2 separate regions of the Homo sapiens genome follow, and region 1 is linked to region 2. Evidence: chromatin loops called from intact Hi-C (ENCODE). Cell type or tissue: mammary epithelial cell. All regions are shown on one strand. Each heading gives the region's core, and the rest is flanking DNA. Links, peaks and the distances in the headings are about the cores only. Region 1 overlaps TSHZ2 (teashirt zinc finger homeobox 2). Region 2 has its middle 49 kb from the start of TSHZ2.

What was found. Hi-C counts contacts between places; a loop is a spot of excess contacts. Peaks named below come from ENCODE experiments on the same cell type or tissue, not always from the same donor. Only the 100,000 strongest peaks of a DNase experiment are listed, where the experiment ranks them.
Region 1: it touches region 2 in a loop (8-fold over the local background); 2 of 110 quality-filtered maps call a loop at or near these places.

What each region holds. Positions count from the first base shown.
Region 1 is chr20:53,077,105-53,087,246 of GRCh38, forward strand. The region is part of intron 1 of TSHZ2 (teashirt zinc finger homeobox 2); the gene reads left to right. Among named protein-coding and RNA genes, the nearest start is that of TSHZ2, 110 kb to the left of the region's middle. In mammary epithelial cell, for the core only: no CTCF peak of the experiment used is centred there; a DNase peak (open chromatin) is centred at 4,417; H3K4me3 peaks cover 345 bases; H3K27ac peaks cover 1,978 bases.
Region 2 is chr20:52,918,512-52,928,653 of GRCh38, forward strand. No RefSeq gene overlaps it. Among named protein-coding and RNA genes, the nearest start is that of TSHZ2, 49 kb to the right of the region's middle. In mammary epithelial cell, for the core only: a CTCF peak has its summit at 4,659; DNase peaks (open chromatin) are centred at 4,790 and 8,200; H3K27ac peaks cover 2,577 bases.

The DNA.
Region 1 (10,142 bases), core at 699-8,698, 160 kb after region 2:
ATGAGAGGTAAAGATAATGCTCTGGAGGCCAGGCACGATGGCCCATGCCTGTAATCCCAGCACTTTGGGAGGCTAAGGCGGGTGGGTCACTTGAGGTCAGGAGTTCGATACCAGCCTGGGCAACATGGTGAAACCCTGTATCTACTAAAATACAAAAAAAAAATAGCATGGTGGCGTGTGCGTGTAATCCCAGCTACTTGGGAGGCTGAGGCAGGAGAACCATTTGAACCCTGGAGGCAAAGGTTGCAGTGAGCCAAGATTGTGCCACTGCACTGCAGCCAGGATGACAGAGTAAGACTCTACCTCAAAAAAAAAAAAAAAAAGATAATACTCTGGGGATCATCTGTACAGTTGGAGCTGTGAGAGTGAATTAGTTTTGTTTGAGAAGGGAGAGTTAGCAAGGGGAGAAAAGATTGACAAGACCAGAGTCTTGGGACCTGTCCACATATTAGGAGCAATTCTGGATGATCCAGAGATAGAAAGGCAAACAGAAGGGAGGACGACCCAGGAGGTTTAGGCACATCATACACAGCAGCCAAGCCTGAGTCACACAGACAGGGTAGTGGAGGTATCAAATACTGCACAAAGGTCAAAGAAAAACAAAGCCTGACAAAAGGCCAGTCAGTGTGGCAATTAATAGATCATTCGTTATCGCTGAAAAGGAGGTTGGTGACTAATGTTTGGATTACATCACCTTGGACAAAATTAATAACAAATTTCCTGATAGTCACTTGCAAAGATGCAATGGAAATTGGCTGCTCACTCTCCCTGTCTGTTCTGAAATTTCTTAACTTTGTGAACACTCTAATCTCCTCTGAGTACTGCAGCAGAAAATTGAAATGTGCCCTGTGTACAATGTGGGTGAGTTTCTGTTACCCAAATCCTTACCTTTTAGATGTTTAGAATGTCAACTTCTCCAATTTACTGAATGCGTAGGCAGAGTTTGCATGACTGTTTCTGAGAGTGAATCTATCGGAAAGGAGGGAGAATGACATGCGAAGAGCTTCTATCAATCACGAATCCAGCTTTAGACTGCAAAATCTGTGTGTTCACGCTAAGAAAGGGAGATTTCCTGAAGTCAAAGATCTAAACCCAAAATCTAAAAACATATGAGTAAAGAGTTTTGCACTTAGGGGGATTACTCAGAATAGAGAAAATAATGTGGGTTTAACCATTTCATGACAGCTTTTTTTCTATTCCTTTGAATGAACACCTAGACATTTTTTAAATTAAAATTTTGAGTAATACTTGTTCATTGTAGAAGATTTGCCAAGTCCAAGAACTACAGTATGCCTGACACCTAATAAATACTCGTTAAATATTTCTTGAAAAAAGACATGAAATGGTACAAGATAAAACTGGATTAGAGGGACTCTGGCATATTTGGGATCATGTTAACACTTTTCGATGTGGTCTTTGAGCATGGAGGAATTATTATAGGTTTTTAGTCACAGGATTACATCATAAATTATCTTTGAAAAATACCCTGGCTGCATTTTGCTGGATGTATTGGAGTAGAATGAGGATGGATTCAAGGACAGCAGTGAGGTAGTTACTGTGATAATCAGGTGACAAAAAGATGGTGGCTTAGACTAGGCTGGCAGCAATAGAGATGTAGAGAAGTGGGTGGATTGAGATAGATTTGGTGGTAAAAATCAATAGAGCTTGGCTATATGGTAAATTTAGAGGTACGCTGGGAATAATGGAGTGGGGGAAAATTTTGGTAAAGGTAAAAATCGTAATTCCATTTGGGAACTGTTAAGTTTGATGTTCAAGAGTTAGGGAGAAGACCATTGGGTACTTATCTGGATTTCAACATAATACCCAATTACATCAATGTCAAAGTCCTAGCAAATAGAACATAATGAACCCCTGGCAGTGGACGAGCATGTTTAGGGTGAGATTATTGAGGAAGAAAGACTAAGCCCTGAGAAAGGCCAATATCCAACATTGAAAAGGAAAAAAGTCTGCAAAACATGAGCTTTTGGAGAGCGTGGAAGACTATCAACATAGGGTGATTGTCAAAATAGGAAGTAATAGAGAAGAGAGTGTCTCAAGAGGGAAAAAGTGGTTAGCTCTACTAACTACTTTTAGTAGAAGTCAGTAAGGTGCAAGTTGAAAAAATGCACACTGGACTTAACTTGGCTGAGCTCCTGGGTGAACTTAGTAAAAGCATTCACAGTAGACCAATGGGAGGAGAAGCCAGACTGGGTGGGTTGAAAAATAAATGAGAGATGAGAAATAGAGACAACAGTGTGCATATCTCATGCGGGTTGCCAGACAGTGGTTAACGTAGACAGTGACATGTTCACACTGGAAGAGGTTAATCTGCAGAGCAAGTGCAAAACCCTCTCAAATCGCTGCTATGTTTAAGGCATCTTAGCGCTACAGAGACAGAATAATCCTGTGTATTGGGAATACAGAAAGGAAAAAATCAGGAATGCAGAGACTTCAAGTCTTTAGAGGCCAAATTCCAAGGCTTTGGTCTGAGCCAGGCACTATTTCAAACAGCTGGATTATGTGCCAATATGCCTAACGAAGTGAATATCAGCTGGCCCCACACTGGTAATAAAACGATAATAACTCTATAAATAAATGTATTGAGTGCTGACTGTGCCCTCTATCACACTAGCCACTCTATACCCTTTATCTCATTTAATTTTCACAAAAGCACCAGCAGATAGCTACTATAGCTACTAGTAACCTTTTTCTTTTTCTGTTTTTTTTTTCTTTTTTTTTGCAGAAGAGATCCTGAGGTCCACAAAAGTTGAATTATATGTCCTAATACACATAGCTTATGAGTGAAGCCGTGATTCTGATTGGTCTGACTCCAAAGTTCAACTTAGGTTATTCAGTCTCTTCAAGTTGTTGTTGCCCAATGAAAACTTGTTGCCTAGCTAACTGGAAATCTGACTGAATTTCCAGACTAGCTCAGCTTACCTAATTTAATAAAAAACATCAAGACCCGAAAAGCAATTATGTAGAATGATTCGAATCTTAAACGAGTTAATATATCCAGAGCTCTTATGGTACCAGACGCATAGAGAGCCTTATGTATGTGTTTCCCATTAATTCTTACTAAAAGGCTCTAGAGAGAAATTGGTCTGCCCTTCCCTGGTGCTAATCAAACATTGTGAATAGTAACACCATTTTTTCCTCCCAAGGGCCACTAAATTTCTGCTTCTTACAGAGTAGTTTTCAACTTGGTCTTAAGGAAGAGGATGGTATTTCCTGGCTTTGTGCTTAATCTCTTTACAGGAAATGATATTGTTGTAGGCAAGGACAAAGGTACAAGTGTACACATTTAACAAATGCATTGAATCCTCTATTAACATTGCAAGTCAGTTCTTTAGAGCAACAGTCCCCAACCTTTTTGGCACCAGGGATCAGCTTCATGGAAGACAATTTTCCACGGACAAAGGTAGGGGAGATGGATGGTTTCAGGATGAAAGTCTTTCACCTCGGATGATCAGGCATTAGTTAGAGTCTCCTAAGGAATGTGCAACCTAGATCCCTCGCATACACAGTTCACAACAGGGTTCGTACTCCTATGAAAATCGAATGCCCCTGCTGACAGAAGGCAGAGTTTAGGTGGTAATGTTCGCTCGCCCACCGCTCACCTCCTGCTATTCAGCCTGGTTCCTAACAGGCCACGGACCTGTACCGGCCCGCGGCCCAGGGGCTGGGGACACCTGCTTTAGAGTCGTATCATTTTTGTTGATCCAGAATAACAAAGAGATGAACAGCCTAAGTCCACCAGCTATGAGTTTGGGATTGAATTTGACACCAGTTTAATTGAGGCAGCCACGGAGATCAAGGCAAAAATAACACTTCTTAAGGTCCCACTGTGTAGTGACAAACATTAGCTTCTTTAATCTTCATAATGCTGTCGGTTCTGCTATAATACTGCTTTTAAAACATGTTTTTTAGAGACAGGATCTTTCTCTGTCACCCAAGTTAGAGTGCAGTGGCATGATCATAGCTCACTGTAGCCTCAAACTGCTGGGCTCAAGCAGTCCTCCTGCCTCAGCCTCCCAAGTATCTGGGACTACAGGCATGTGCCACCACACCCACCTGTTTTTTTTATTATCTTATTATTTTTTATTTTGTAAAGATGAGGTCTCGCTATGTTACCCAGGCTGGTCTTAAACTCCTGGCATCAAGTGATCCTGCCTCAAACTCCCAAAGTCCTGAAATTACAAGCCTGAACCACTGTGCCCAGCCAATGCTTCCTTAAAACATAATTTTGCTCCAAAATGGTGGATACACTTTCAGCTTGACACTGAGTTTGCATTTGTGTACGTGTGACTTCGTCCTTGAGAAACACTGAACACAGAAAACTGCACCCAGCTGAACCAGGCCATGTAGAAATACACAAAAGCAAACACACACATACCTCAAACATCTACTCACTTCCTTCAGCTGGTGTGCCACAAGCCCCACCCACCCATGCACAATTGCTGTTACAACGCTGTAGGATTCCAGGTAACACTCCTCCCACCACTTCCAACACCCACTTCCACGGCTCTTTATTAAGGTAAAATACTTATTTATCACGGTGTTTATAAATTTTTTCACCATTTAACCTGCATAAAACGGTGCTACTGTTTGTATTAGGTTCCTGCTTTTTTATTATATGTTACTGACAGGAGCTTTGTTCTCCCAAACCCATTTTCCCCGTAAGCTCTGTGGGTTTTATTGTGAAATTTAGAAGACTGTGGTCCTTTTTAGAAACACACAAACACCTTATATTAGACTGACTGTACGTAAGTATGAAACAAATATGTTTATTCTTTTTTTTTTTTTTCTGAGACAGAGTCTTACTCTGTCGCCCAGGCTGGAGTGCAGTCAGATATTTTTGTTCTTATTCCCATTCCACAAATATGAAAATAGCCCAGAGGAGATGAATAACTTACCCAAGGTCACCCGTCACTGACTTTGTATTTGTGTAATTTCGTCACTCCCTTCTCTTAACAGACACTTCTAAATAGCTTCAAAGCACATTGAACTGGACAGTTGTTGCAAACCAGCTTCAACATTACAAAAATAAACATTTTCCAGAAAGGCCTTCACTCAAGATGACCCACACAACTCTTTGAATGGTCTATGTATTTTTAAATCATGTGGTAATCCCCTTTGTACATACTAAATAAGTCCCATTCTGCTCACATGTTAATAAATTTTTCTCATTTGTGAGAGTTGCTGAATAGAGCAAGCGAATTGTTTTACTCAGTAGGTGGTCGAGCCATAATAAAGAAGCCTCGTGATTAAGTAGAGTTGGAGCCTCTTATCTTTCTCACTGAGTGGGAGGCACCATTAGTAGTAAAAGTAATTACCTGTGTAGAACACGCTGATTGCATCAAGTACCTACTACACGCTACTAAGATAGTCATCTCCATTTTAGAGCTTCTTAAGAGATCTTCATTTGATGTTAATTTTACATTTTAAGCCAAAGTACATTATTTTTGGAAAACATTGTCTTAGCTGGATGAACTCATTTTTAAAGCCTTTCAAAGGACTTCTGTGCCCTGGTGATTCCCTCACCGATGCCCTTTCTCCAAAATGGCAGCTGCAAAGCTGTCTAAACAAAGTTGGAAATGATAAGCCACCTAAATGTGAAAGAATCTATCTGGCAAGAGTTGGTTTTATGTGGGGGTGAAAAACCTGTGCTTTCATCTATGAAATCACAAAGTCCGTTATGGGAAGGTGTTGGCTATTTAAAGCAGTAATTCCTGAGAAACTGTCCATGCCAAATCTTGTTAAATGTTGTACTGGATAGTTTCAGCAAATTTCAAATTCTTCTCTGATGGGAATATTAGAAACAGGGTGCTCCTGGTTAGATGGAGGCAAGGCCAGAGCCTTGACACTTAGTGGTGGTAACTCAGAAAGAGTCCTCAGCAGAGGGGTTTTGGAGGCCAGAGGACTCCCCCAGCTCTGTCTTTGGCTGACAAAATGACCACTACTTGCAACCTAACCTTCTGTGTATAAAATGAACAGATTGAATAGGTGTCCCATCTAAGTCCAAATTTTGATGTAGGTATACAGCTAATCATTTATTAGATTTATTAGAATTCTTTATGTGTGTGCATTTACAGTTAGGCATCTGTGCAATCGTCCAACCAATGAATCACACCATGCCTTTGAGTTTTCCAATTCTCCCTTAAATGTAGCTATCAATGTTATTTTTACTTATAGGACCCCAAAATGTGACCTTCCTTAGGGAGGTAAATAAGACATTGCTTGTAGGCCTGACTTGAGGCTTGTAAATAGCTTTCCAAATTAATAGGTCTGCAAAAATATATTCTGAAGCCTCACATTTCTATCGGTTTTAACCGTATAGCCAGGGTCGGTGATCCTTTTTTCGCCATATCTACTTCTTTCATATTGCTGATCACATCGGAAAGCCAAAAAAGGACTATCAGATATGATCAGGTTACCTGATAAAAAGAACAAACAGTTTTCGAAGTCAGACAGACTGGTTCAAATCCTGTTTCTGTTTATTCAGGCTCAAACCTTAGTCTGTCATTGTTACCAGCTGTGAGACATTCTGCAAATTATTTAACTAATTGAAGTATCAGTTTCCTCATCTATAAATTGGGCATGACAGTAATATTTGCTTCACCGTTATAAAGACTAAAAGCAAATGAGATAGTATGGAATTCTGTTTCTGTTTTTACTGGAAGGAATTATAAAAATTTCCAGTTTGCATTGATAACTTGAAGAGGGAATGTCTATTTTTTTTATAAGTTTTCTTCCCTTTCTATGTGAATTTTTTTAACTGTAAGCATTTATTGCATTTTTTTTACTTCTGTCTTTTAACATCATTTGATTTATCTTGGGTAAAATCATAAGCCTTCTTTATTATTGTTTAAGTTTCTCTGATTTAAAAAAACTAAAATATTATTAAAAATTAAATAAGATAACATAGCTAAGGTATTTTTCATAATGTTTGCCACAGAATAGCCACTAATCAAATTTGTCATAAGTAATAAGATCACTTCCATAACTACAAAAATTTTATAACCCAGGAAAAGTAAAGAACGACAAAATACACAGCAATTACTCAAAAGATTTTTCATTCCACTTATTCTGGTTAATTTCAGGTCCTGGAATCAAGAACAAGTGTTTATATATCGGTTAAATTGTTTTATAATGAATTTTGAAGAACCCTTGGAATTATTTTTGTGTTGGAATTATATTGTATTAAAGAGTGTTTGAAGCAATTTGGATATTCAAGTGGACTTAGTTTTGTCGGGGTTTTTTCCACTAAGATTTTTCACTGTTTGGGCATTATTTAAGATTCAGCCCAACAATATGTCACTAGCTAAAACTGAATGATGCTGTAATCCATACAGAGGACAAATGACAAATTTGTTGACTAAACTTCTATCAGTTTGGTTAGTGAGGAGCATTCTGATTATAGGTGGGAATTTTTGAGCAAGATTGACTCTTAATTTCATGTTCAATTTTTAAAAATTTATTCATCCTTTCCTCTGTTTTTCTTCCTTTCCAACCAAACTTCCTCCCTCCCTCCCTCCCTCTCTCCCTCTCTCCTTCTCTCCTTCTCTCCCTCCCTCCCTCCCTCCCTCTCTCCCTCTCTCCCTCTCTCCTTCCCTCCCTCCCTTCCTTCCTTCCTTCTTTGGTTAAGCACCTATTCTGTATTTTAAAACCAGTAGTCAAGCTCAGTTCATACTTTTTTATGCAAGTGCCTTTCACCAAGACAAAAACCAAGGCTTGAACTAACATTTAGCTTTTCTGAAAGCAATTTACTGAGAAAGTAAGATGCTTGGGTTTTTTCTGTGTAGACATTAATAATCATTTATTAGATTGTTAGGCCTATTTCAAGCCATGTAACCTCACTGGGTCTCAGTTTGCTTTCCTCCAAAATGGGATAATAATACCTGCTTTATCATATACATGAAGAATTTAGTCCTGTGCTAGCTCATGGTGCATTTGTTAAATAAGAAAAATAGATGCTGGGTGTGGTGGCTCACGACTGTAATCCCAATACTTTGGGAGGCTGAGATGGGTGGATCACCTGAAGTCTCCTGACTTCGAGACCAGCCAGGCGAATATGGTGAAACCTCATCTCTACTAAAAATACAAAAAAATCAGCCGGGCGTGGTGGCGGGCACCTATAATCCCAGCTACTCGGGAGGCTGAGGCTGGAGAATCGCTTGAATCCAGGGGGCGGAGGTCGCAGTGAGCCAAGATCGCGCCACTGAACTCCAGCCTGGGCAACACAATGAAACTCCATCTCAAAAAGAAAGAGAGAGAGAGAGAGAGAAAGAAAGAAAGACCGATATTTCACTTTAGGTAGAACTTTTGCATGTCTTGGAGAATCTGAAATATGACCAGGCTGTCAGTGGGGAAACACACCGAGGAGAAACTGCATAGTGGTAGTGGCTTGGTTCCTAAAGTAAGACAAACTCAGGTGTTCAATGCTGTTATTTATTGAACACTTATTTACATGCCAGGCCCCTTGTCAATTACTTTGTATGCATTGTACACTAGGTGTTATTTTATTATTCCCATTTTACACATAAGGAAATGAAGGCCCCTGAAAGAGGGCAAGGACTTTCCCCAGGATAAATTACAAAGTTCAGATTTAAACCCAGGTGGTCTAGACCTCATGATCTTAAACACTATGCCCCCAGGATTCAGGGCCAGAAAGGTGCCTAGCTGCAAAGTCATGCCCATTACTGAGTTCAACTTCCTCAAATTCCCCCTGAAGTAATCCCACGCAGGGCTCAGTGGTGGCGTTCAGGCGTAAGCATTAAACCACAAGCCAGGCAGACCTTCATGAGGGCTTCTCAAAGTTCTCCTCTCCAGCTGCGCTCAACCTCACCTGTGCCTCTCAAGGCCTAGGGTTATTGTGCATGTGGCATGGTCTCCAGCTGTTCCTCATCCTGACTTCTCCATCTGCACCAATCTCTTTGCATGGAGGCCGTGTCTTCTGGTCTCTTGGTAGCTCAGTAGTGGTGGGGTGGGTGCCAGCTGCCCACTGTGCATCTCAATCAAGGTTTCTTTAGTTGTAAGGAAGAATAACTCTCTTCAAAGGAAACTAAGCAATAACAACTAAACAGTAACAACAAAAATGTCTAAGGAGGGCGCTGGCATAGACCAGGGAATTGATGCAAAGGTGGGGTTGAGTGGGATGTCGGAGAGGGTAGAGCCAGGTATCTTTATGAACCAAAAGGTATATGTGTTTTGCACCTTCCTTCAGACTTTCCTTCTCTCAAGATCGCCATATCTCCATTCAGATTTTTGGGCTAATCTCTACCAAAAGCTTGGCTCTCTGTGGGTAGCCTACTTTCAGTCCATTTGTCTCTGATTGAGGTGGAGTCTGTTAGGGCTTGAGGAGCAAGTAGTTCTTGTGGAAGGGAAGGTATGGCTTGAATAGATCATCCCCAAGTGTGTCTACCACATTGGTTCTTTGGAAGGTGATTGTTGGAGAAACCTCCTGTCAGGAATGATGTATATAGGGCAAATAACAACCTCTCCCTGGTGGCCTTAACCATAAAATAGAAGTATGGACAGCTCTGTTCATCCTAACAATTATTTATAGGCCACCTCAATTTGCCTCTGTTAACTGGAACTCGTGTCCTGAAACCGTGTCTTCCCTTTGCACAGTTCTGTGGTTGCTGAGATGGCATGCACCATAAGGAGTGTCTGCATTTAAGACTTATCTTTTAATGCCAGTTCTCCTTCCAGGAGCTGGGGATATAGCAATGAACCAATCAAATGTTCTTGCCTAAGAATTCAGGTAAGGGAGAAGGAAAATAAAAAATGAATATATTAGCTAGCTGGCATGTTAGACGTGAAATGCTAAGGAGAAAACAAAGCCAAGAAGATGGTAGAGGAAGAGTCAGGGGATGGGGTGGAGGGTTTCATGCTAGATAGGATGGCCAAGCATGGCTCTGCGGAGAAAGGAACCTATGAGTAGACTCATAGGAAGTGAGAAAACAAGCCATGTGATGATCTGAAGGAGGAGAATTCATAATACCAGATTCTCACATGGCTAGACCTTTTGCCCTTTCTTGAGCAACAGCCTGTCATGAATGGAGAGAAGAATTGAGGTCAACCAAAAAAGGGAAATTTTTTTGCCCAGGATCAGATGCTTTTCCAAGTAAACAAGTAGT
Region 2 (10,142 bases), core at 1,217-9,216:
AACCACTCACAACTGCAATGACTCCATTTTCAAATAACAACACATTCTGGGGTATTGGGTGTCAGGACTCAGGAATCTGGGGAGAACCACAGTGTAACCCATAACAGAGAGGTTCTCATTACACAGGATTTAAAGTTGATAATAGATAAGTCTGATGCTTCTGGGGATTCTAGATGGGGGAGAAATACCCTCCCTGGGAATAAAGCCAACTCAGAGGAAATGAGAACTGAGAGACAACAAAACAGGTTCCCACTGTCATCATCTGAGCACCTGGATCCAGCTATGCCTAATTTGATCCCTGAACTTTTCAGGTACAGGAGCCAATAACTCCCTCATTTTTTTAAAGCTGACATTAGTTAGAGTTGGGTTTCTATAACATTGAAATAAAATAGTCCAGTCGAAAATAAAATCTTAAGCCACTTAGAAATTTTAAAATTTTTATAAATAAATTCTAGGATCCATAAGAGAAAAGGATAGGTTTATTAAAGAAACAGGAACTTTAAAACAGGTTTAAGCCAGTTTTGAAGAGCCACCCCTTTCTAGACACATCCTTTGATATCTTGCGTAGTAACTGTTAGTAGTTTGTGACATTTCTAGTCTGTCCTGGGTGTTACTAGTAGCTGACAGGTCAGGCCTGTCACCTCCATAAAAGCAATGAACATCCATACCAGCAAACTCTATGGTGTGGAGTCCCTTTGAGAATTACTGATGTCACACTAAATCTCATCAGCTGTATTTATTCTCTCTTCATCACTGCCATTTGAGGCTCTTCAAAAAGAAGAAGTCTGATTATTTTTACATGAAGATAGCTTCTCCCTGCTCCTGTGATTTGAAAATTGTAAACCAAAGCTTAATTCTAGGAGAGTTCATTTGTCCTCATGGCAAGTATAATTAAAATATAAATCTCTAGGGGGAATACCTGGAAAATTAAGGTTATTGTTGACATTATTATTAATTAATAATTATCAAATACTCACTTTAAAAAATGATTAGCCTTTAGATTTTGATAGCCTCCATTATCCTCATTAGGTAATAGTGAAATAAAGATGAATGAATCCTCAAGCTGATGAATTAATGATTAAGGCAGTCCAGAAGAATTCAACCTAGATTCTGTATCCAGCAGGCTTCCGCATCAGCCTGTGGCATTCTCTTAGCTGGTTAGATTTTGAGTAAGTGTTCGAATGAGATTAACTCTTAGAGCAGTGATTTCATCGGGAGATAAAGTCTGATAAGTAAAGAAGAAAAAATACAAAACCACATTAAATCCTTTCAGCAATATCCCACTGAGGGTCCCCAGAAGGTGATACCAGAATACAGCCTGCATGAGGTTTCTGAGACACCCTTCTATAATCTTGTCACAAGCAAAAGAATTTTCTAAGGAAACATCTAATGATGCTGATAAGAACCATGCACATGAATCAATGAGGAACCTAGACCTCTTGGTTTAGATTTGGTATGACAGTATTGTGTGTTAAATAAATACCAATAAATTATTAAAACATATTGGTTGTATCGTAACACAGAGCCTTAACAATGTATTATGTCAGCATGTACAGCTCTCGCTCAGGGAAATTCTCCATCTCTTTAATTCAAGCATTGACATTCTGTGCCAGCACAAAGCTTTTTTTTATTTGAGATTGACACATGTCTAAAATTGCTTAGATTTTGTGTTGTGCTCTTAATACTTGAAACCCGGCAAATGAAATTCTATGTCACTGTGCATGAACAATGCCTTACAAAAAAAAAAAAAAAAAAATCTTAGCCTGGGGGTTCAACTAGAGGATTGGAGAAACAAAAAGTGCTTTCACTACTATTGCTTCAAGTTGGGGGAATAATTACTTTGCTCGAGGAAAAGGGAGGGCCATTCCTAGCCCCTTGAAAAAACAGTATGTTTGTCAGGCCTTAAATTAGATCATTAAATTCAAGAAGGGTGTTGTATATGGATCCTGGTCATGTCAATGTAAGGGCTGCCTGTGTCATGGTGAGGATGTTAGTCCTCATCTGGTAACTATTCAGGGGAGCTTCTTTGCTCCTGTTTTATTCTGACATGCCTGGGTAATTGTGGTAACCCTGATGAACTCTCCTTTCTCTACCTGAGGATAAACTTCCTCCAGTTTACTTTCCAAAGGCATGATTATGCCTTCTACTTTGGCTGTAGTTTTATTTTCATGGGATTTTCTCAAAATAACATTTCAGGCATCAAGCATTACTTAATGCCCTTGAATGTCACCACATTACTAATGGGGATGGGGAGTCTGGCCAAAGCTGGGACTCCCTAGGTGAGTATGAATGGCAAATCTCACGTAGCACTTTGGCATTTAGCATCTTATATCTACAAGGTTGTCCCTATATTCAGTTTTTGATGCAACAGTTTTGTTTCATTCTCAGCTGTTGGGAAGAAAAGAAAAGGAGTTTGCTTAAGATTGAAAATCTTTTTGGACTGTGATCTAGATGCCTCTACGGGACAATCTGGGGCCATAAGCATAATGAGCACACACTCTTTAGGAAGGAATTTCGACCTTTTCTGCCTTACTGCTCAATATCCATTTCCCATCCTCCAGTGCACTAAACAGCCGTCCCAGGTGACCTCGCATTTCCCCAATAAGCCGTTTTGTTTCAAGCTTCCGTGCCTTTGCACACGCTGTTTTTGCTATTTGAAGTGCTTTCCCCATCTTTTGAGAAAATTCCTATCCGTTCTTTCAGAATCAGCTCCAGAATCTTTATGAGATCTCTGCTTCCTGGAGAAGCACCCCCAGTATGTTTAATTTGTAATGAACCTCTTCAAATTGCTCACCTCTTGTTTCTACCCCCTCAAATTTTTGCTTCTTGAATGGTGAGGCCAATTGGAACTAGCCGTTAGGAGCTATTATTATATTCCAAATCCCGGAGTCAGTGATCGAGGCATCAAGCCATTTACTCCGTGTCAAAGCCATGCTATATGGGCTACTCTCCCCATCGTTCAGATGTGAATCCTGAGACTCTGAGAAGTTAAGCAACTTGCCTGGTATCACATAGTTAATAAGTCACAGATCCAGGACTCAATCCCCTGAAGCTGACACCAAGTATGACACAATTGATTTATCGCCACAGTAAAATTTTTTGTTTTCCTCACTTCTCCCGCAGCACTTGATATATAGTTGCTGCTGTGATAAATGAGCAAATGTTTGGATTATAAAGCCGTTTGTTATGCTATATAGCCCATTCTACATTGGGAGATGGAATGTAAAATGATGTATAATACAGTCTTCTATAATGGAGACTATTAAGATAGAACAGAGAGGGCCAGGCGTGGTGGCTCATGCCTGTAATCCCAACACTTTGGGAGGCCGAGGCGGGCGGATCACGAAGTCAGAAGATCGAGACCATCCTGGCTAACATGGTGAAACCTTGTTTCTACTAAAAATACAAAAAAAAAAATTAGCCAGGCGTGGTGGTGCTCGCCTGTAGTCCCAGCTACTTGGGAGGCTGAGGCAGGAGAATGGCGTGAACCCGGGAGGCAGAGCTTGCAGTGAGCCGAGATCGTGCCACTGCACTCTAGTCTGGGCGACAGAGCAAGACTCCGTCTCAAAAAAAAAAAAAAAAAAAAAAAAAAGATAGAACAGAGAGAATATTGACAAAAGAATAATAGTAATAGCGATGATAGTTTACATTTTGCATATGTGCTGTGTGCCAGGTACTGGTATACACCTTATGTAACTCTGCATGAAACTCTATAGATGAGCTTCAGGAAAGTTAAGGGACAAACTTACCTCAAACCTCTAAAAGGTTAGAGGTTAGTAAGAGCCAGCATCAAATCTTGAACCCCAAATTACCCCAAAGTTAGCATAGTGGAAAAACTATACAGACACACTGGAAGCAGGCTGCTGATGTAAACTGTTTGTATTCAATACGCTCCATTTTGCAATAGATAAAGTCCTTCTCCTGTAATTTAGATAGTTTGAGTTCTCACTGTGGCTTCACTACCCATGAGTTGGGTGATCCGAGGTAAGTAATTTTTCCTTTTTGGTTTTGGTTTTCTTAAAAATTCCATTCTGGTTCTGAGACTTGATGTGCTTCTAATAATTTATGCAACAACCTGCAGTAGCTAGTTGACCCTTCCTGTTTCTCAGCTACAAGCCTTTGACAGCTCAGGAATTTGGCGTTTGTCACCCTCTGCCTGGACACTTCTTTCCCACTTCTCCCATGTGGCTTACCCTTCAGGTCTCAACCCAAATGCCACCTCCCAGAGAGAACATCTCTGACCTCAAGTTAACCTCCTTTGCTACCCCCCCATTACTTCCCCTACAGGGTTTCCAGAAGTTGAAATTATTGCAATTATTCCTTTACTTGCTTTTTCCCTACTCCCACCACTGAAACACAAGACCATGAGGACAGGGCTCTGGCTGTCTTTTTTAACATGGTATACTCATGCCTCAGACAGTGCTTGGCACTTACTAGGTGCTCAGTAAATATTTTTATTGTTACCCTTTTCAGTCATTGTAAGTAAAATAAATATTGTTAGTATTTTCAGTGATTCCAGAGAAAATCAGCCAAAACTTTAGCGTTTCACACATCTTTATAAATTTCCATTTTCCCTGGATGCTCATTTCTCAATACCTGTAATTACCTTTCTACGCCACCCCATTCTCAATCCTTCACACATAGTCCTGCTTTCCATGCAAGGTGGGGGAAAGGCATGTGGCTGGCTGATTAAGCAATTAGCCAGGCAAGCAATTCTTTCTTGAGCAAGTGAGTCATTGCAGATTCAGAAACTAGGCATTCACACTGGAAACCACCCAGGCAACTTTGTTCTTGAGTACCCTTGCCTAATGCGGTTTAATGAAAACCTTTGCATCACTTTTAATTCCCTCTTAAGTAATGCATACCATTTAATCAGGGTTCCCACCCTTTCTATTGTGAGAGCTGGGGGCTGGTTTATAAAAGAAGAAGACGAGAAATAGCAGTTGACTCAAGACCTACTGGAGGGTTCTGCTTGCCCTGCTGAGGCGCCTTTGTTTGTGGAACTGCATTGTTTTGTTTCTGTGGTTATATTTAGAGCAGTGCACAGAGAATGGAAAGGGGATGGGAAATGAATGAGTTTACAAATATGTTGGTGATATAATTAAAAGGGCAGGAAGATGCCATGTAAATAAATAGTAATGGGGGGAAGGGAAGAGCTGAGCGAGAGAAGACCGAGGAAATTCAGGAAATATGGGGCTTCACTACGAGCAATAAGGCTGCTTGGCTGTGAGTGTCATGCTGTCCCCAAGCACTGCCAAGGGTCCAAGGCACATTTCCTAGACAACGGGACATTATAATGAAGGAATCCACCTGGAGTTTTCTCTCATCACCACAAGGAAAGAACTTTTCAAGCATATTCTAGGCAAATCCTTTTCTTTTTTTTTTTTTTTCAAAAAAAAATTCAAAAGTAATAATAGATGTTTTGATAAATGAATAGCTACCCTGATTGAAGGCTTGCATTGGCACAGTTAAAAGCCCTTTTACTCATTTAATTCACACAGCAGCACTCTGAACTAAGTACTATTATTATTCCCATCTTTCAAGTGATAAAACTGAGGCAGGGATGTGAAACCACTTGCCCAAAGTTAAACAGGTAGGAAGAAGCAGAGTTAGCCCTGGAGGTCATTTTGCCTTGCTCCAGAACCCATTACTTTAACAACCTCGCTCTCCTGCCTCTCCGCAATTTAAGTCTTTTTAGAATTAACCATATGAAATTGCCAATCTTGAGTCATTTTCTATTTACAAAAAGTGGCAATTTCACGTGATTCAACCTAATGCAAAATTATAGAAAGTATGAAATTCTTCCTCCTGCTGTCAAAAAATGTGTATTTCTAGAACTTTCCAGTGCACACACCTACAATGGCACTGCTAGACAGACGTCCATAATTTTATATTGTGTTGTTTACAAGACTGGGAAAATATGCTCAAAAATATTCCTTGGACAACAATGCACAGATATTCTTGTGCACATGTGTGACTATTTCTGGAGGCGGGCTATCTGGAAGCAGAATGCTAAATCATAAACTTTCCCTCAGGGCATGGCAGTTCTTAAAATTCTGCTCTCCTTGCTTCAGTCATTCAAATTTCCAGGTGCTAGGTTCATAGAGGGAATGACAAGTCATTTGAGCCAATGAGGTACAGATGCCGGATACAAAGGGGGTGGACCCAGAAAGACTTTTGAAGAGGTAACCCCAGCAATGATCTTCCCTCTGACCAGAACATAGATATTTCAAATTTATGAATATGACTTCCTGCCTCAAAAAGGTCAGAGATCACCGTGAAGCTCTGGTTTGTTTCATCAAGCCCAGAGAGATATGTTGAAGGGGTGGTGCTGACCTCAAGGGTCTTTGCTGCCTGGAGATGAAAGGCCTGTGAAGGTCAAAGACCTCGGTTAAGTCAATATCCTACACAGTGATAGCTCTCTGATACTCTGATCTTCAATGACTCAGCTCCCTGGGGATCCCATGCTCCTCAGACTGAAGTGATGTTGGTTCTTGGGTGTTTAATGTCGTCTGTCTTGATCTCCTAGTTCTCTTTTACCTGGCTCATGCTAGTCTATCTGGGATTGCAGCCGACTGATCTTTTGAGTACATCGGGTGTTCATTTCTGAGACTCAGAGCTGTACTGCCTGGATTTGTGCAGCTGTTGGGATTCCCTGTTCTTGGATGGAGACTGTCTCGACTGTCTGTTTCCTGGACACCAGCAGTAACCTGCTCTCTGACGATCCATTCCACTCCAGGCAATTTCAACCCAGCAAAAGGATGATGGTTTCTAAAATACATGTTAGATTTTAATCACTCCTCTGCTTCCTCATAATTCTTTTTTTATTTTTTTTTGAGACAAAGTCTTGCTCTGTCACCCAGGCTGGAGTGTAGTGGCATGATCTCAGCTCACTGCAACCTCTGCCTCCTGGGTTCAAGCGATTCCTCTGCCTCAGCCTCCCTAGTAGCTGGGACTGCAGGTGCGTGTCACCACACCCAGTTCATTTTTGTATTTTTAGTAGACAGAGGGTTTCACCATATTGGCCAGGCTGGTCTCGAACTCTTGACCTCCAGTGATCCTCCCACCTTGGCCTCCCAAAGTGCTGGGATTACAGGCGTGAGCCACCACACCCAGCCTGTGGCTTCCCATAATTCTTAATAAAATACCAAGTCCTTCCCATGACCTATACAGTCCTACCTTATATGGCCCCTTCTGCTCCTTCCTAGGCCCCACCTCATACTAATTTCCACAAAATCCTGGGCTCCAGCCCTGTGCACCTGTCCACGCCTTCAGGGAACCATGTTTATTTCTTCACACCCCTCCAAAGTCATTAACTTGCTGTTCCTTCTTTAGGAAAACTCTTTCCCTTAATTTCCCATGGGTGGTTTAATCTTTCCATTTCTGAAATCCTCTTTTGTTGTTGTTGTTGTTTACTTATTATTTTCTGTTTCCCTAATAAATATTCACCCATAAAAGCAGAGCCTTCTTTTGTGTATTTCACCAGTGTTTAGAATGATACTTGGCACTTCTTAGGAGTATACTAAATGTTCGACGCAAAAGTGAATGAAGAAATGAATGGGTCTTGGGTTTCTGTTTTCCAAGAGCCAGTGGTAATTATTAAGTAAAGGATTTCCTTTGGCTAGTCTTCAGCGGACATGCTTCTTTCCAGAGGGAGGACGAGAAAGTGGATAGGTTTGTTAGGTTAACAAAGCTATATGTTTAAAAACGTTCATCATCATTTCATATTAAAGTGAAACAATGTCAATACCTTTGTTAGGAAAAGCATCCAATATTGTGTGAAATAACACAGAATAGAAATCTGTTACCAGAATAAGGTTACCCATAAGAACTGGCACGAATGGTGATTAAGAGTGTGCAAATAAAAAGAGTTAATTCCAGAACAATGTGTTTGGCATTACAACATTTGTTATTTAAAAAATCATAAACTAAGAGATTCATGTCTGTGTTGACATTGTAAAAGAATTTAAGGGAAAAACTGGTTATCCCTGAAAGATGAATAATAGAAATGTTTTTATTTTCCATTCCACGTGTTTATGGTTGTTTAAAAGCACTGTGTATTTCTTTCATTAAGCAGGTAAGACACCAAAGGGATATATAAAAAGCCAGCACAAGTTCAATCTAAAAATGAAAAAGTAGAGAATGACTATTTCTAAAGCAAGTAGAAACAATGATTCATAAACTGGGCAATGATTAAAAAAACAAACAAACCAGGCTTAAAGGTGTGACAGGCTGTGATCAGACAGTCCAAATCCTTCATCCAACCCCTGGCTCTACACAACAGCCTTTGTGGCTTAACTGGTGCTAAAAAAGTGCTTCTTCAAGCTGATGTTAGACTGCCCTTCAGAAAGAAAACTGAGCAAACCATTTTACTTTATTTTTATTTATTTATTTATTTTTTGAGACGGAGTCTCACTCTGTCGTCCAGGCTGGAGTGCAGTGGCGTGATCTTGGCTCACTGCAACCTCTGCCTCCTGGGTTCAAGCAATTCTCCTGTCTCAGCCTCCCGAGTAGCTGAGATTACAGGCACCTGCCACCAAGCCGGGCTAATTTTTGTATTTTTAGCAGAGATGGGGTTTCACCATGTTGGCCAGGCTGGTCTCGAACTCCTGACCTCAAGTGATCATCCACCTTGGCCTCCCAAAGTGCTGGGGTGAGCCACCGCACCTGGCCCAAACCAACATTTTAATAATACTTTTAGAAGTTTCTTTCATTCATAGGTTCTCCCCTCTGTGACTTATTGATACTCTCGGGTCTGCCTTCCTCCCTTTGTACTGGAGATTCGAGTAGGGCCTTGTGCCAGTTGCCTGTTTCCAAGTTGCTGGTGTTATTATCACTGCTCACTTCTCTCCTTCCCTGTGGGAAGCTGACTCTTGTCTAATCTTTCATTCTCAGCCTCTGAAGTTGGGGGCAGAAAAGGTAAGGCATCAGAGAAACCTAAAATAGGAGAGGGGTCTTCAAATGATAAAAGCATACTTTGGAATTGAACCTGGACTGTGGGAATTGAGACATACATGTGGGCCTGCACTTGGTGACTTCAATCATGTAATGACAAAGCAGGATGGATGAGGACGGGACTTGTCTTAGTGGGTGGCTGGTAAGCAATAGAAACTTACTGCTCACAGTTCTGGAGGCTGAGAAGTCTGAAATCAAGGTGCTGGTGTATTGGGTATCTGGTAAGGGCCCCAACTTTTGGTTCATCCATGGCACCTTCTTTCCGCATCCTCCATGGTGAAAGGGGCTAGCTAGGTCTCTGTTATAAGGCCGCTAATCCCATTTATAAGGGTTTCACCCTCATGACTTAATCAAATCCCAAAAGTCTCCACTTCTTAATACCAACACATTGGAGATTAGGTTTCAACATATGAATTTTAGGGAAACATAAGCATTCAGACCATAGCAGGAGCCCATATTCATGTCTTACTAATTCATTCAACAAATATTTATTAAATACAAGTTATAGGCCAGATACTAGGTTATGTGTAGGGGACACAAGCAAAGCAGATAAGCTCCTAGCTCTCTTGGGCTCCCAGTCAAACTGGGAGGTGAACAGTAGTTACCAAAAAAGAAAGTATGATTGCAAGCTATGAAGAACTGTGAAAAAATGAGCATGTTTAACATGAATGTATGATTGAAGTCTCTGACTTAGTTCAGGTGGACAAAAGAAGGCTTTCTGGAGGAAGTAACTTTTGAGTAGAGGTGTGAAGTTTAAGGAGCAAACAAGGCAAAGGCAAAAAAAAAAAAAAAAAAAAAAAAAACAGCAAGTGTGGAGGACCTGTGAGAATAGGGTGCCTTTCACCCGGGAAGGATTGAAAGCAAGCCCAGGTGGCCGCAGCACAGAGATGCGGGCCGTGCCTAGTCAGAAGAGCAAGACTTATAAATATTGCAGCCAGCAGTTAGCTGCCGGCTGGGATTGCGGGGGTCTCTCTGGATGCCAAGTGAATGTTAGAACAGACTCATTAGCTCTCTTTTTAGTCCCTTTTTGTCTCCTTGCACTCCTAAAAAGGAAGCCATCTCTGATCCTTGACTTTCCCCTAATCTTACTTCCTGAGGACTCCCATTTTTCTCAATCAAACCCACTAGTCCTGTTGTAATAATAAGAAAGAGGACCCTTTCTACTCCCCAAAGGATTGAAAGAACAC